2 separate regions of the Homo sapiens genome follow, and region 1 is linked to region 2. The links are chromatin loops, found by intact Hi-C in ENCODE. Cell type or tissue: Caco-2. All regions are shown on one strand.

Region 1 (8,000 bases), 110 kb before region 2:
GAACCAGCCCTGTACCCTTATATTTTACAATCTACAAAAAACAAAGTCAGATTTACACATACCTGGAAAACAACTCACGATGACATCATTTTAAGCTAACTGAATCTTGGATTCAAGAAGAATCAATGTCTATACTATTCTTCTAGCATAAAACCTGTTGTGGCAGTTTTAACTTTTTAACTTAAGAAAGTTATGACCTTAGGTCACTAGACAGAATTACATTACTCAAATGTATTCTTGGCAAACTCTTTGGGGATATAATTCACTCTGCAAGGAAAAACTGGTAATTGCCACCAATATCTCACACACATGTACATACAAGAAGACACACCATAACACACCATAACAACCACCACCCACAGAATCAAGAAGACCCATGCCATTCTTAAATGAAAATGTGCACCAGTTAAGAAATAATCTAACATCTCAGGTTAGCAGGAAGTGCCACACTCCAACCTAACAAGAAAAATGGGCATTAAAAAAACATTACATAGGTCTGTGGTCTATTAACAGTAACCTGTTAGTATCAACTTCCTGGTTTGGTATTGTAACAGAGCATGAAATCTGGGGAAGGATGGGTCCGTGGGTCTCTTTGTACTGTTTTTACAACTTCCTGTGAAATTATTTCAAAATAAATTGTTTTCTAAGCATTACTTATTGGGTATCATCCTGTTTGGGGAGATTTTTCAAGATGTAGAAGCCCTTTCCCAAGGCCCCTCTTCAGCTAATGGGTCCAGAATAGGATATACACCTAAATACTTTGAAAAGGGTTCTGGTTCCTAGATGATCTGAAACTCCTCCCCTGTTGAGTAAGAACCACCACCAAATGGCAGGTAAATCACTGAAGACATTTAACAGTGCTGAGGCCACCATATTTGATATTGGCTGCTGTGTAGAGGATGGGTTTGAAGGGTGGCTCATGAAAATCCGGGTGAGAAATGAGTCCAATAAAGGCCTGAACAGGGTAGTGGCAGTCCAGTCATAATAAGAAACCAAATGCTAGAAATACTTAAGAGGTCAAATCAGCAGGACAGTGGGCAATGACTAACTGGAAGGAATGAGGGAAGACGAGGAGGAGGAGGAGGAGTATAGAATGACCACTAGGCTTCCAGCTTGGGCAGCTGAGGAAAAGGTGACATGTCATTCACCAAGACAGGAAAATGGAGGAGCTGGTTTGTGAGGGAGGATGGCTGCCTGAAGCTTCCACAGAGCAATAGTACTATATCATATATTGCAGACAGAACGATCTTTGTCTAGAGAGGTAATTCCTTCTTCCTCAACTCACTGGGTGTAAAGTACCAGGGGACAGACAACTCGGCACAGCAGGCAAGAAGGACCAGCCACTACTCAGCCATGTCAGCCACTTGGCCCCGCCCTGGTCTGATCATTTTCACAGCCAGCCACAAACCCAGTGATCTTTCCCCAAATACCTCCAGTGGGTAGAGAGCTACTCAACCAAGCTGCTCCCCACAGGTTCTAGAGGGTCTGGGTTTCTAACATTTCTATTAAAAGAACTCCAGAGGGTGAATGAGGGAAATCATCCATCAATAAATCAAGCAACTAATTATTTCACTTTGCCATAATCTCTTTAAGAAATGGTGTTCCAAAGTGAAAGGAAGAATTCCACATGAGAAGACATCAAGACAGCCTATGAAGATCTTGACATAGGAATTTGTACATTGCTACACAGGAAGCATTTACCACCCACCACAGAGGAATGCAGTTTATTTGATAATTATTTGTCTAGGTTATAAACCCTTTTTGTAACAGTTTACTGAAATATAATTCACATACCATACAATTAACCAACTTAAAATATACAATATAATGGTTTTTACTGGGCTCAGAGTTGTACAAGCATTACAACAATCAGCTTTATAACTTTTCTCCCATATAAGTGCCAACCAGGCTCAACTCTGCTTAGCTTCCAATATCAGAACAGATTGGACACATTCAAGGTAGTGTGGCTGTAGAGAATTTCATATAACATTTTATCATACCCAAAAGAAACCCACACCCTTTAGCTACCACCTCCTAACCCCTCCTCCTCCCCACTCCAGCTCTAAGCAAGCACTCATTCTACTTTGGTGTCTCTATAGATATGCCTATTCTGGACACTTGATATAAATAGAATCATAATATGCAGTGTTCTTTGACAGCTTTCTTTCACAAGGTCCAATGTTGTAGCACATATCAGTGCTTCATTTTGTTTACAGCCAAACAATATTCCATTGAATAGATGCATCACATTTTGTTGATCTATTCATCAATTGATACTATTATGAATAAAACTGCTATGAGCGTTTGTGTATGACTTGATGGGTGTGTGTGTGTGTGTGTGTGTTTTCATTCCCCTTGAGTATATACCTACGAGTAGAATTACTGGGTCATATGATAACTCTGTATTTAACATTTTGAGGAACTGCTAAAATGTTTTCCACAGTAGCTACACCATTTTACATTCCTACCACCAGTGTATGAAGGTTCCAATTTCACCATATTCTTGCCAACACTTATTTGTCTCTTTAACAATTTTTTAAATTGACAAATAATTGTACATAGTCAAGGGGTACATAGTGATGTTTTAATACATAGAATGTATAAAGAGCAGATTAGGGTAATTGCATAGCCATCATCTCAAACATTTACAATTTGTGTTGGCAAGGTTCAATATCCTATTTGAAACTATATATCATGGCTAACTATAGTCATCCTACAGTGGTATGAAACACTAGAACTTATTTCACCTATCTAGCTGTAATTTGGTATCCTTTAACACAGGGGTCCCCAACCCCCAGGCAGTGGACCAGTACCAGTCCTTGGCCTGTTAGGAACTGGGCCACACAGCAGGAGGCAAGCAGCCAGCAAGTGAGCATTACCACCTGAGCTCCACCTCCTGTCATATCAGCGGTTGCATTAGATTCTCATAGGAGCACAAACCCTGTTGTGAACTGTGCATGTGAGGGATCCAGGTGGCACACTCCTTATGAGAATCTAATGCCTGATGATCTGAGGTGGAACAGTTTCATCCCAAAACAACCCCTTCATCCGTGGAAAAATTATCCGCCATGAAACCAGTCCCTGGTGCCAAAAAGTTTGGGGGCTGCTGTTTTAGTAAATCTCTCCCTATCCTTCACTTCCCCCATCTTTCCCATCTGTCTTTTTGATGACAGCCATCCTAACAGATGTAAAGTGCTATTTCATTGTGGTTTTGATTTCCATTTTCCTGCTGACTAAAGAGAGTGAGCATCTTATCTTTTCATGTACTTACTGATTATTTGTTTTTCTTTTGGGGGAAATATCTGTTCAGATCCTTTGCTCATTTATTAATTGGCTCATCTGTCTTTGTCACTGAGTTGTAGGAGTTATTTACATATTCTAAATACGGGTCTCTTACCAGATATTATTTGCAAATATTTTCTCCCATTCTGTGGGTATGTTATGAATGTTCTGTTTTCGATACATAATAGTGATACTTTTTCTTTTTAGTTCATAAGATGATTTCATCCATGTCTGTCCAGTTATAAAGCATTAAAATGCATTTAAATCATCTTTCTAACAAATCATATCTCCATTTTCTGTGGCATTTTTAACATATATGGGCATATCCTGTAAGCTCCTTATCAGTTATAGAATATTTTAAAACATAAAACTATGACTTTTACAAATATAAAATAAACACGGCAAAGATCTTATTTAGCTGATTAATTAATACAGGAACCAGAAAGATGTTAAAACAGGTCCAAAGAAAACGAAACACACATGTGTGTAGGCAATCAGGAATGCCGATCTGTTAATATATAAAATGCTTTTTGGGAGGGATCAATAATACCTCTACTGGGCAAAATTCATGTGCCATTCTATGAACAAGAACCATTTCCATTACTATCACTTTCCTATAACTTGCCAAAATGTAAATCAGTCCAAAGAAAATGAAAGACACAGATAACCTAGAAGGTTGCATTAGATTTTAATCTGTTTTGCCCATTTCTGAGTCTTCCACAATTTTTCCTGATATTTTTTTTGTAAGGTTTGTTCTATCAGTTAGGGTTCAATGAGCAGATGGAAAACATACTAATTTGAACAGGAAAAGCTTAACATAAACAATTATTAACTACAACCTGGGATTCTGCTAACAAGATGTTGACTAGTAAGAAGTAATGCAAGGAACTCTAGATCATACAGAAAGGCCAGATATAAGGAGTAACCACTATCCCTCAGACTGAGAAAACACCCATGAAGAAGATGAAACATCCATGAAAATAACCAGGTGGGGGACTGAGACCCTGACTTTGTTGGAGAAGACACAACTACAACTCACTAGATGGCAGAAAAGTCACTGTGGTGCCCTCTATGGTGCAGGAAAGCTGATCACAGGGAGGTAGCACACTGGCAACACTCCGCTACAAGACACCCCAAGGGGGTGCCAGAGGAAGCTGCTGGCCACCACACATCATAAAAGAAGGTCACCAGAGAGGACACACTCTGGAAGAGCCTTCCCAGAAACCACTGGAAAGCAGGAAGCAAAACTCTCTGCCTTCTGCAATGTTTCTCCAGCGCCCTCTACTGGAAAAGCTTAACATTGTACCAGCTGCAAAGGAAAAATATTCAAGAGGCCCAGATCCATTTTCACAGAGCAAGAAAAAGGGGTGAAGTTGAGAGGCCATAAATCAATAAATGGCATTTGTACTAGAGTCAAAAACATCTGGAAAATGTCAGATATTTATCCGGGAGAAAAACACTTGTTTATTCTCTGGCTAGAGGACCTTTTAGGCAACTAGGGCACCAAAAGTAAATATAAGGATTTTTATCAGGGCTTTTCTTACCCTATAATTTGCCAAGGGCAGACTCTAAGCATTTAAGCATCTACAATGCTAAGAACAACTCTCAACTTTCCTGTGAAATCTGTCACTTTCCCCTTCCAAGAAACACCTTACTTTCCACTGCACCCATTCTTTTCTACCTTCCTAAACACACACAGTCACACACTCATCACCAACACACATTGTTCCTGTGACTGGTCTCACACAAATGCTGTGACCTTCTGAAACTATGCCTTAAAATGACGACAAGAGGATCCCCACCTTTCCTCTTTTATCAAAAAGATTGCTCCTTCTGTAAAAATTTGTCCCATTTTGTGGTAAAATTCTCATATGGAAATCATCTCCTTGAGTCTTGATATTTTCTCACTGTCTCGAGTATTTAAACAAGGGTGCATTCTGTCTACCTAATGTCTGGCAGGTGAGTGAAAAGCCTGCCAACCAGCCCTGTCTAGGTAAAATAATGTGGCTCATTCCACCTGTTCTGCCCCAGAGCTATTGCCAAAACCATCTCATTACCACCACCAGCTGCCACTCCAAAGCTCATGAACGGTCTGAAGAATACAATGGTCCCTACCTGCCACGAACCAGAACTCTTTTGAGTCCATACAAGATGCTAAGAAAATCACAGCTGAAGAGGATCCTAGAGTAAACCAAGAGCCTTCCCTTCTTGAGAAAGTTTTCCCTCCCAAGGTCACACCCAGGAATGGGCAATGCAATTCAAAGGTAAGTAGATATGTGTTAGTGTTTACCTTTTCCAGAATACAGCCTATACCCATACTAACAAAGAGGTTTGAGAGGTATTATTTTTTATTTGTTTTAGGCAATAATTTGTAGCTCAGTATTTGAGTGCTCATACATGCTAAACTCTGCAGTGAATGAGTAAAAAGTCAAGTCCTACCTGCCAGGAATAGCTAGTCTCTGAAGCTTACCACTGCAGATTCTCATCTTTGGCCTCAAGAGGAAGGAGCAACCAAAACAGAGTAGTAAGAAGACAATACCCAGAGCTCAATCCAGTATGGGCCTTTTAAACTATTTGTTTCCCCAAAGACAAGGAGCCACCCCAGGGTCAAGTTTCTCACTGTTGCAGTCCATAATTCACAAGGAGAGAAGAGGCAAAGCCCTGAAATACAGAGCCCAAGGATGTCTCTTTTCAGTGGGAAAGAGTATGGGATGGCAGATGGGAGCCATTCTTTGTGTTATCATTGATGGGCCAGAGAGAACACAACACCAGTTACACTCATTGATAAGGATATACCCTTGGTATTTGATGCTAAACTAGAAGTCAGAGGTTAGGAAGTTTATTAGTTACCAACATTTGAAAAATGGAGATTTCACATAAAAATCTGAGTTTCTGGCCTTTCCAAAAAAAAAAAAAAAATAGGACTATCTGGTACCACAGAACCATTTTCCTGTGAGAAGACTTCGGCAGGAATGAAGAATTGGGGCATGGCTTTCCAATTTGCCACAGAACCCATGCAGGCTGCTTTACATGCCTGTGTGACCTGCCCAGCCCCTGCTGGTGTTTTAGTCATGTACTAAAGAACCATAAACCCCATAAGAGCAGGGCATGTCCGTTTTTATCTGTAAGCATATTTCAACACACTGCCTAGCATACAGTTCCCAGGAACTGTGCCTGCTAGGCGCTAGGGGCTCAAATCAAGTAAATGACTGCATGAACTCTACCAGACTTTCTGTCTACACTAGCTCGTTTCATTCTTAACATCATCTTGAAATATTTGCTTCCCATTTTACATGTGTGGTTCAGAGAATGAACTTCCAAAACCCACCTAGCTAGTAAATAACTATACAATTTCATCCCAAGTTTATGACACCAAAGCAAAGGAGTATGTAAAAGCAAGTAGAAACATAGAAAAAGAATACAGTAAAAGCAAGCAGAGAGAAATATAGAAAAAGAACTTCTAGTTTTTAAGAAAAGGCAATAGGCTGATTGCAAACACTCTGGTTTCCCACATAGTCTTTGTTCCATACTTATGGACAAAAAGGAGATATGTTATATGGTTATTGCATCTCTCTTCTGCAAAATTCTTAAGACATCTTGCATTATGAGAGCCAAAATCCACCTGCTAAATCTTCAATTAGGGTTAATTCTACTACAAGGATTAGTGACCATGCATCAACTAGGCAATTTGGAAGGAAAAGCTTTAAAGATGTAAAGATAACATGACTTCCATTTGAGTTCAAAGACAAAAAGAGAGGGTAGTCATTCCATTTAATGGAAAGCAGGAATCCTTAGCCAAGGGGCAGAGCAGAACAACCACTCAACAGTAAACACTCTTCTCCTAAGGCTACACACCAGCAGGTGGTAACTAAACAAATGACTGTTTAGGCTACTTAACACACAAAAGGTGCTATCATTCGGTTTGAAGAGGAATCAGGACAGCTCCCAGAAGAGGTCAAAAGTCTCGTAAAGCTCTAAAACTGTCTTTATCATATAAAGTTGTCCATCTATCCTAGTACACTGTTAGTGACACCCCAGCAGTGGGATAAAGAACTACAGGCTATTCTCTCTGGTCCCTTATGCTATCACGAGATGTAGTTTATTGAGATAAAGTTTTCCCTTTACATATTTATCTCCCTGGACCAGACTTATCAAATGTAGAAGCAGTGTCTTACTGCTTCTATCTCCAGCATGTCCTATAATGACTGTATACAACAGGCACTGTTATCTTCCCATCCTGAGACCTCATGGAAGATAATAAAGAATTCTTTTCCTGATCTATACACTTGAACGTGAATACCCACAGAAAGGTAAAAAACCAAATCACATACTGACATATGGATATATAACTAGATCACTTTGTATTAGAATTTATCAAAAAAATGATAGAAAATCAGAACTTAAACTAAAACACGGCAAGACCATGCCCACAACACAATCCCTCTAAGATGTGGCCACCACTGCTGCCCATGAAACAGGCTGAGCCTATAACTGCTCCTTGAACATCACTCTTGTGTGACTCGTGTGAGGATCTGGTCATCCAGATTCTGAATCAGCAGGCCTAAGGAGACTGCATTTCTAACAAGCTCCCAGGTGTTGCTGAAACTGCCAGTTTTTGGCCCACCCTTGAGAACAAAGGATCTAGGAGCACCAGTGGGAACCCATAACCACCTTTGTTCCTTGCAGTGGACACCACATTCCTTGAGTTAGCAGAGCTC
Region 2 (8,000 bases):
CGCAGCCCTGAGGAGCCAAGCACCCCCTCTGCGCTCCAAACGCCTCTGGACAATGCAAGCGCCACCCCCTTCCCTCTTCGGCTCTTCCGCGCGGCGGCTACAAAACCGCGGCTTTGTGTGTGACAGCAAGTGTATGCGCGAGCGTCCCTGGGCTCACACACCCCCTTGCACCCTGCCTGCTCGCCGCGCCAGGTCCGGGCACCAAGCGGGCGCACCGCGCGCGGGTCCACCAGGCTGAGAGCCGCGCTCCAGGCCTCTGGCCACCCCGCCACGGGGAGCAGGGGCTAACACCCACGCCCCCAATCCCGGCTGTGAGGGCAGCCGGGGAGAGCAGTGCGCGTAGCTCAACTGAGGCGAGGCAGGGGCCAGGGGCGCGAAAGAGCCACAGGCGAGAGCGGCGCCCACGTCTCCCTAGCCCCGCCGCCCCCAACTTTGCGAGCTGAGGGCCGGGAGTGGGCCGGGGCGGCTCACGACTCGGCAGGAAGTTCCCAGGGCCGCACTGAGCATGCTCTCGGGGAGTGTGTGCGCGGGTGTGGGCTCTGCGCTCCCTGCAGCCTCCCAGACCCGGCAGCAGGGCTGAGCGCGCCGGCGGGATCACGGACCCGCGGGCCGTCCCCTAACAGCCGGGGCGCCCCCGGGCCTCCTGGATCCTCTGGCCCGGAGCGCCAGCCCGCCGCATCCCTCCTCCCTAGGGGCTCGGGGCCAGCCTCCCTCCTTCTTCCTTCCTCCCCACTGGCCCCTGGCCGAGCCCGCCCAGTGCGCCTGGGTCCCGAGGACCCCGGCCCGGCCCGGCCCACGCCTGCGGCGTGACCCCCACCGGGCTCCTCCGCGGTCCGAGCGCCCATCTGCCATCCCCCGCCGCTCGCCTCCAGCCCGCGCAACCAGAGCTTCCTTTGGACTGTCCCTAGGAATGCCAACAAGCCCCCTCGTCACGGGGCGGGGGGGGTTCAGCCTCCCCTGGGAGGGGCTGCCCGGGGCAGGTGGGCTTCTCAAGGCGCGTCTCCCGGCTCCACTCCGGCGTCCTGCAGAGCGGCCGGGGCCGGGGCACCCACGCAGGCGGCAGAGGAGCGACGGAAGGAAGCCCCCGACCGCGCCGACCCCGGTGCGGGCTCTCCTCGCCCGCGCCTGGTTCCCCGTGCCCCCCGCGGTCCCCTCTGCGCGCATCACCCCGCGGGGATGACGAGCTCCCTCCGACGCGATCACCCGGATCCGGCAGCTCTTACCTCCTTGTTGGGCAGCAGCAGCAGCCGGGAGCACCCGCCGGCCGCCGTGCCCACGCGGCCCGAGGCGCGAGGTCGCGACGCCCCGAGCCTGCGGCGCGGCTACCTGGGCTGGATCGCGCCCGGGGCCGCCGCCGCGGGAGCCGCAGGGCCGCCGCCGAGCGGGCCGCGGCAGGGACGGTCTGCAAACTACCAGCCCTGGCGGGGCCGCGCGCGGCGCGTCCACACTCAGCCCCGAGACGCAGCAGAGGCGCTCCTGTGGGAGCTCAGTCGACCAGGGCGGGAGTCCGTCCTCAATTTCTGGCAACCTTCCCCTAGCCAACCTCACCAACTTCTCCCCGCTTCTGGGCTCGCGGCTCTAGAAGGCAGAAATTCCGGCCGGGGACGTTTGGCAAACTCCCCGCCCCCGGCCGCGCGCTCAGCCAATTCGGAACGCCCCAGCTTCTCAGGGGCCGTCGGCAAACTCTCAACCCTGTCTAGGAGGACTTCTCCCAGCCACTCTGTTCCGCAGCCCAAGGGGAGAGAAAGGAGCGAGCGGGACCTTCTGATCGCGGCCATAAATAATATCCTAACAAGGTCAGGGGCAGTGTGCAAATATTGATATGACGATGCATCCTCCGGAGTGGTGCAGTCCAAGCCCCAAAGGACAAGGGGCCTTCCAGCAGCGAAGCCCACTGATGGGGAGACTGTGGTCTCAACCATCTTAGAGGTGCAGGCAACTTTAACAAAACGCCCTGAGGCTCAGTTTCCTCTTTCGTAGAACGCATTACACAAAGCAGTAGGTATACTGCCATTTGGTTTTTGTGACCTTGGGCAAGCCACTTAACCATTTGAATTCATCTTTATGAGCATAACAAATGCTGCTTCATGAGGTTATTGTGAAGATGATATGAAATATATGTGAAATACTTAGGGATATGTGGCACTTATAAATGAAATCCATTCTTTCTTCTCTGCCCTGCTCCCACTCCCGGATTTTAGGAACACTCTGGACGAGCTAGCTGAAAACTGCACTGTTGTAAATTCACAAATAAAACACATCCCGTGCCCTGAAGGCACCACAAAGAACATTGACTGACATGAGAGATTAAATCCAACCAAGCCCCAGGAGAGAGAATGCCATACATTTACATCGATAAGCATTATAGTTTCTTGTTAAGTAGTATCTGGAATGGAGGAAGAGTGGGCTATTGAGCTAGTGGTAGAATCCACAAGACCATAACCCCAGCAATTTCCAGACCCCATAACCAGTCACTACATCCAGACCTCATAAGGATTCATGTTCAGTTTCCCCTCATCTGCCCTGCAGGACTTCACCCCTACTTCGTTGTCCTCTCTGGGGTCTTATTTCTTGGACTTAGCTCGCCCCCACCCTACTACGCACCCTCCCCACCAGAGGCATTTACAAACGAGGATCATGGAATTTTTAGACCCTAGGAATGATTCAGTCCCTTTCCTTCATTTTGTAAGTGAGCTCATAGCTGGTTGAGGTCTCCTGACCCCAGGACCTTTTAATAGGGCATATCCATAGCCTCTCCTGCACTGAGCAAGCTCTGGGCTTTGGGCACCTTATGTCAATCCTGTCTTCAAGTTTAGCTGGAGGAAATGGCTCTAGCACTTCCTGACCAGATAAGCCCCAAATTATCAGCCACTTGGCTCCTCAGCTGTTAGAAACTGTCGAGTCAAGATACTCAAAAACCACAGGGAAATCTGCAAGGCCAGGATGACTAAGAAAAGACCTTTTGGTGAAATCCCAGTAATGTTCTGAGGCACGTATTTCCCTCAGTCCCTTGAGAGAAAATAGTATCTTTAGCTCTCCCCAAGCACCAGGAGGGAAATAGAAGAATGGTGACATCTGGTGGCCGGGACTTGCTGTACTGGATACAGATCATGTAGATTCTAATCATAATAGATTGGATTTGAAGTCAAGTTCCCACGGGTGGTTAATAATGATACCACCTGGTTGCCTAGAGATTTCTGAAAGGCATCAATCATTTCAACTTTATGAACCCACTGCTATAGAGGATATTACAGATGGTTTTTGTTTCAGGATATTTTTTATAAAAAGTATATGTGTATATAGAGAAATTAAGTAAATTCGTTTGTATACACAAATATACATTTTCCATATTTGTATTACATAGTCTATTTATTTATATAAATCATATACTTGCCATGCGTTTAAGAAAAAGTAATACTATCTAAGTTGTTTTCCCCACAGTTAAGATTACAATTTTTATTATTAATTGCTAAAGGATACTGTTTATGGACATAAGGATGCTTATTAGGATGCAGCTGTATATTTCATCACATCCTCTCAAGAGACCGTTCATTACAAGCTTAGGAAGAAAATAACATAGCAGGATTTCAATAGTGAAAGCCCTGGCAGCTGATGGCCAAGGTCGTGCATTCCTGGTGAACAGAGATTCATTTTTAGCATTTTCACCACTTGCAAACAATGGGTGTCAGGTTAGAAAAAGAAAGATATTTAGGACTATTTCACAACAATGCAACAGTGTTTGTTGGTATTGCTAAGTCTACTCTAACTGTATTGCTTCATTTCTTTTCATTTGTCTGTCACATATATAGTACTTTAAATAATTGCTCAATTATAAGCATAGTAAACACAGCTTTTTACATATAATCAAGTATAGTCAGCCCTCCATATCTGCGGATTTCGATCTGTGATTGATTGAATCTGAGGATTTAGGATCCTCCAAATCCATGCTTACAGAGGGCCAACTATATATTGTTTCTCAGCATCTCTTACTAAGCTGTATGTGAATTACATTTTAACAATTCATGGAGTAGATTTTACTATACGTATTTCATAGAAAAAGAAGCCAAGACTTAGTAAAGGTAAGTAATATACTTACAGATAGGCACTGTTGATAAGGATCACAGCCAGGATTGAATCCAAAGTTTGCCTGACTCCAAAGCCCAGAACCTTTCTATTACACCATGCTTCTCACCCCAGATAACCAGGAAGAAAGGAAGATCCATGCAGAAAGTACTGTGAATAATACAGTAAATATTAAAGGGGATATTTAAGGTACCCTACATAGACCAGGTTTCTTGACCTATTCAAATTGCATGAAAATTATAGCAACAAAATAACAATTATGTATGTAAACCTTATAAAGCTGAGACCCATGTGGTTCAGTCTTGGAACTGGTGTCTGTGAAATAAACAAATGAAATTGTTTTTCTGCCCTGGACCTGAGCTCTAATGGCTTGAGGAATTATCCACTATGTAATCTTGGTACAAGGTAAAACCTCTGATGGTAAAGGTGCTGACCAAATTTTTAGGGCAGCATTGCTAGTGGTAGTGCCCAGTGGCTGATGCCATAATGTGGATGATGTAAGCTGTGATGCCTGGCAGATAGTGATCCAGGTGACAGCATCTTCACCTTGCCAGATTTTAGGAGTTCTTTCTACGTGCATTCCTCTGGCCTCCGTCTTCTTCTTCTTTCTTCTTTCCTCTTTTTTTGAGACAGATTCTCACTCTTTTGCCCAGGCTGGAGTGCAGTGGCATGATCACAGCTCACTGGCAGCCTCGACCTTCTAGGCTCAAGTGATCCTCCCACCTCAGCCTCCCAAGTAGCTGGGACTACAGGTGCAGGCCATCATACCCAGCTAACTTTTTAATTATTTTACAGAGATGGGGGTCTCTCTATTTTGCCTAGGCTGGTCTTGAACCCCTGGGCTCAAGTGATCTTCCTTAATTAGTCACAGTAACTTTCTGTTGCTTGTGGTTAAGTAGCCTGACTGATACAGACATTTGAATTAACAGGCGTAGACCCTAAGGGAAATAGATGAAATCAGGGATAGGTTATCTAGTCTGATTAAGGTTGAGGGTTGAAAACTTGGCTTCTTTAAAGGTCTTTGATGCAGGCAGCCTGTGGTATACAGTGGCAAAAGTTTGTTATCAACTGTATACATCTACAATGAAGTACCCATTGAAATCAAACTTTTGGGTAACCAAGTGACAACTGAGCAATAAGACTTAGGAATAGGCTGGGTGCGGTGACTCACACCTGTAATCCCAGCACTTTGGGAGGCCGAGGCGGGCGGATCACAAGGTCAGGAAATTGAGAACATCCTGGCTAACATGGTGAAACCCCATCTCTACTAAAAATACAAAACATTAGCCGGGCATGGTGGCAGGCGCCTGTAGTCCCAGCTATTTGGGAGGCTGAGACAGGAGAATGGCATGAACCTGGGAGGCGGAGCTTGCAGTGAGCCGAGATCAGGCCACTGCATTCCAGAACAAGACTCTGTCTCAAAAAAAAAAAAAACAAACAACAACAAAAAAACACTTAGGAAAAAGACTCTCACAATAAGACTGTGAGAGTAAGGTGGTTGTTTTTTATGGAGCTGAATAGCTTTTTTTTTTTTTTTGAGACAGTCTTGCTCTGTCACCCAGGTTGGAGTGCAGTGACGTGCTCTCGGCTCACTGCAACCTCTGCCTCCTGGGTTCAAGCAATTCTCCTGCCTCAGCCTCCTGAGTAGCTGGGACTACAGGTGCATGCCACCATGCCTGGCTAATTTTTTGTATTTTTAATAGAGACAGAGTTTCACCATGTTAGCCAGGATAGTCTCCATCTCCCGACCTCGTGATCCACCCGCCTTGGCCTCCCAAAGTGCTGGGATTACAGGCATGAGCCACTGCACCCAGCCTGAACAGCTTTAAAAAAGAGAATTATGAGCTGAAACTCTTACATTCTCAGCTCAAGGTACCTATAAACCAGGGCTTTTCTATGACTTCTGAAACAGACAAGCAGAAAACCTTTTGATTTTTAGCAGGTGGAGGCCAAAATAAGTGAAAAAAAAACTCAACTATTAATCGTTTGGATTGCTGAATTACAAAGTCACTTGCATTCATAGCCTAACCACTCTCTTATTTGAAACCAAAAGCATTGATTAGAACTCATTAGGACCCTGAGGATTGCATGGAGTTACATAGGACAATTTAGATGACTTAATTTGATGTACTCCACACCCCTCAGGCCTTATGTTGGCTTCCTTTGCCAAATAAAGGCAGTCATGAGGTTCTTGTTGCTTTGACTGAGATCCTCTAATGACCTGGCTTGAGGGTGTTGCCTTGAAACTTTATGCCCTGTGCCAAATACTCCTCATTTTCTCTCACTAGAAAGCCCAGCACACCTCAAAAGGCCAATTGGAAAGGCAAACTCTGAAGGAAAAGACTTACCCATCACAGGAGGTGTGAGATTCTGCTAATTTATAAAAGCAAAAATCTGGGGAATACATGTGGAGAGAAATTCTGAGAATGCTAGACCAAGGAAGGAAGAACATAGCCTTAGATGAGGCTGAATGTATTGATATGGAGGCATTAGCAAAGTTCTAGACTCAATGTGTTCACTTGGGCAGTTGGGAGTAGTATTAATCATCTGCTTTGTTGGCTGCTGAAATCTAGACTTATGAGGACTGGTGTAAACAATAATGCTAGTTGGCATACACGTAACCCCTACTAAGTGCCAAGCACTTTTCAAAGTGCTGTCATACATCAAATTATCTAATCATAATAATAAACCTATGAGACAGGTAGTATCATCCTCATTTATAAAAGGGAAAACTGAGGCATATATAGGTTAAACAACTTTCCACATGCAGCTTGTAAGTGGTACAGCTGGGATTCAAATCAGATACCTGGTTCCAGAGTCTGAGCTTTTTAGGTCTATGCTAAGTTATATTTATGAAAGTGAGATGCCAGGGATACCTTGCTATGTGGAGGGAGAATTCAAGAATTTAAGAAAATGCTCTAATAGATGTATCAAGTGTTACCTACTTATCTACCTCAATGCTATGTTCTCTAAAATGCCCCAGAAGAAACATATTCACCTCAGCGCTGAGGAATCCACTGGTGAGGGGAATGCCAGCATTTTTGGAGAGCTCTGTAGTGGCTTTTCTCTGGAGGACAGACCTCTTAACAAAAAATGTGGCCCTTGCTCAGTTTCCAAATGCGTTGGCCTCAAGCCCTTCCAGTAAAAGAGAGAGTGGGTATACTTGTGACAGACACCATTGGACGGTCAACCTAAAGCCACTGCAAGTCCAATTTCCTTTGCTACATCCTACTTTGGAGTCTGCAAAACCAGATATTTGCTTCCTCAGGCTCTACTCTAGTAGTGCAAGGGGATGAGGCAGCATGCGACCCAGTTCTGGCCAAAGGAAAGTCCACCAAGGGATTCTGGGAAAGATATTTTGTTTCCTTTAAAAACAAATGCAGGAGATGCTAAGTGCTTACCCTGGACACCCCTGGACTTGCTGCCTTTGAATGAGGTCATGAAGTCTGGAACTGTAACAGCTATCTTTCAAACTCAAGGTATAAGCCTAAACTGAAAGGCCACTTGGATAATGCAGTACGGAAAGATGAAAGGAGCCTGGGTCTTTGAAGAACCATTCCGCTACAACTCTGTAGCTCCAGGCTTGTTGTTAAATGAGGGAAACAAATTCCCACTTGTTATGGTATTATTATTCCACTTTTCTAACACCTATAGCCTAAACACATTTCTAAATGATCAAGTAACCTTTGAGGAAGGACCCCAGATAATACCACTGATATATACTATGTATCTTCCTTCCAACAATCAGAAGAAATTTCCAAACAGTTTGTATTCTCACCCTGTATTTCTTGCAAACTTGGAGGAGAATCCAAATACATGTACATAACTTACAGCAATACATTTTTTAAGTCCCCTTTCCCTTTCTATATAAGCTGCACTGATCACATGGTACAGTTGCTCCAGAGCATCTAGTTCCA

What was found. A loop is a pair of places that touch in the nucleus more often than their neighbours do. Peaks named below come from ENCODE experiments on the same cell type or tissue, not always from the same donor. Only the 100,000 strongest peaks of a DNase experiment are listed, where the experiment ranks them.
Region 1: a loop joins it to region 2, with 8 times the contacts of the local background. A loop is called at or near these places in 6 of 110 quality-filtered maps.

Annotation. Positions count from the first base shown.
Region 1 is chr2:134,225,170-134,233,169 of GRCh38, reverse strand. It overlaps a transcript of MGAT5 not described here and the pseudogene RNA5SP104. Among named protein-coding and RNA genes, the nearest start is that of MGAT5, 25 kb to the left of the region's middle. In Caco-2, a CTCF peak has its summit at 4,558 (motif pointing left); no DNase peak of the experiment used is centred here.
Region 2 is chr2:134,113,515-134,121,514 of GRCh38, reverse strand. It overlaps a transcript of MGAT5 not described here. Among named protein-coding and RNA genes, the nearest start is that of MIR3679, 9.6 kb to the left of the region's middle. RefSeq lists silencers at 150-299, 550-759, 990-1,059, 1,110-1,269, 1,290-1,389. In Caco-2, a CTCF peak has its summit at 3,085 (motif pointing left); DNase peaks (open chromatin) are centred at 483, 1,624 and 3,074; H3K4me3 peaks cover 2,052 bases.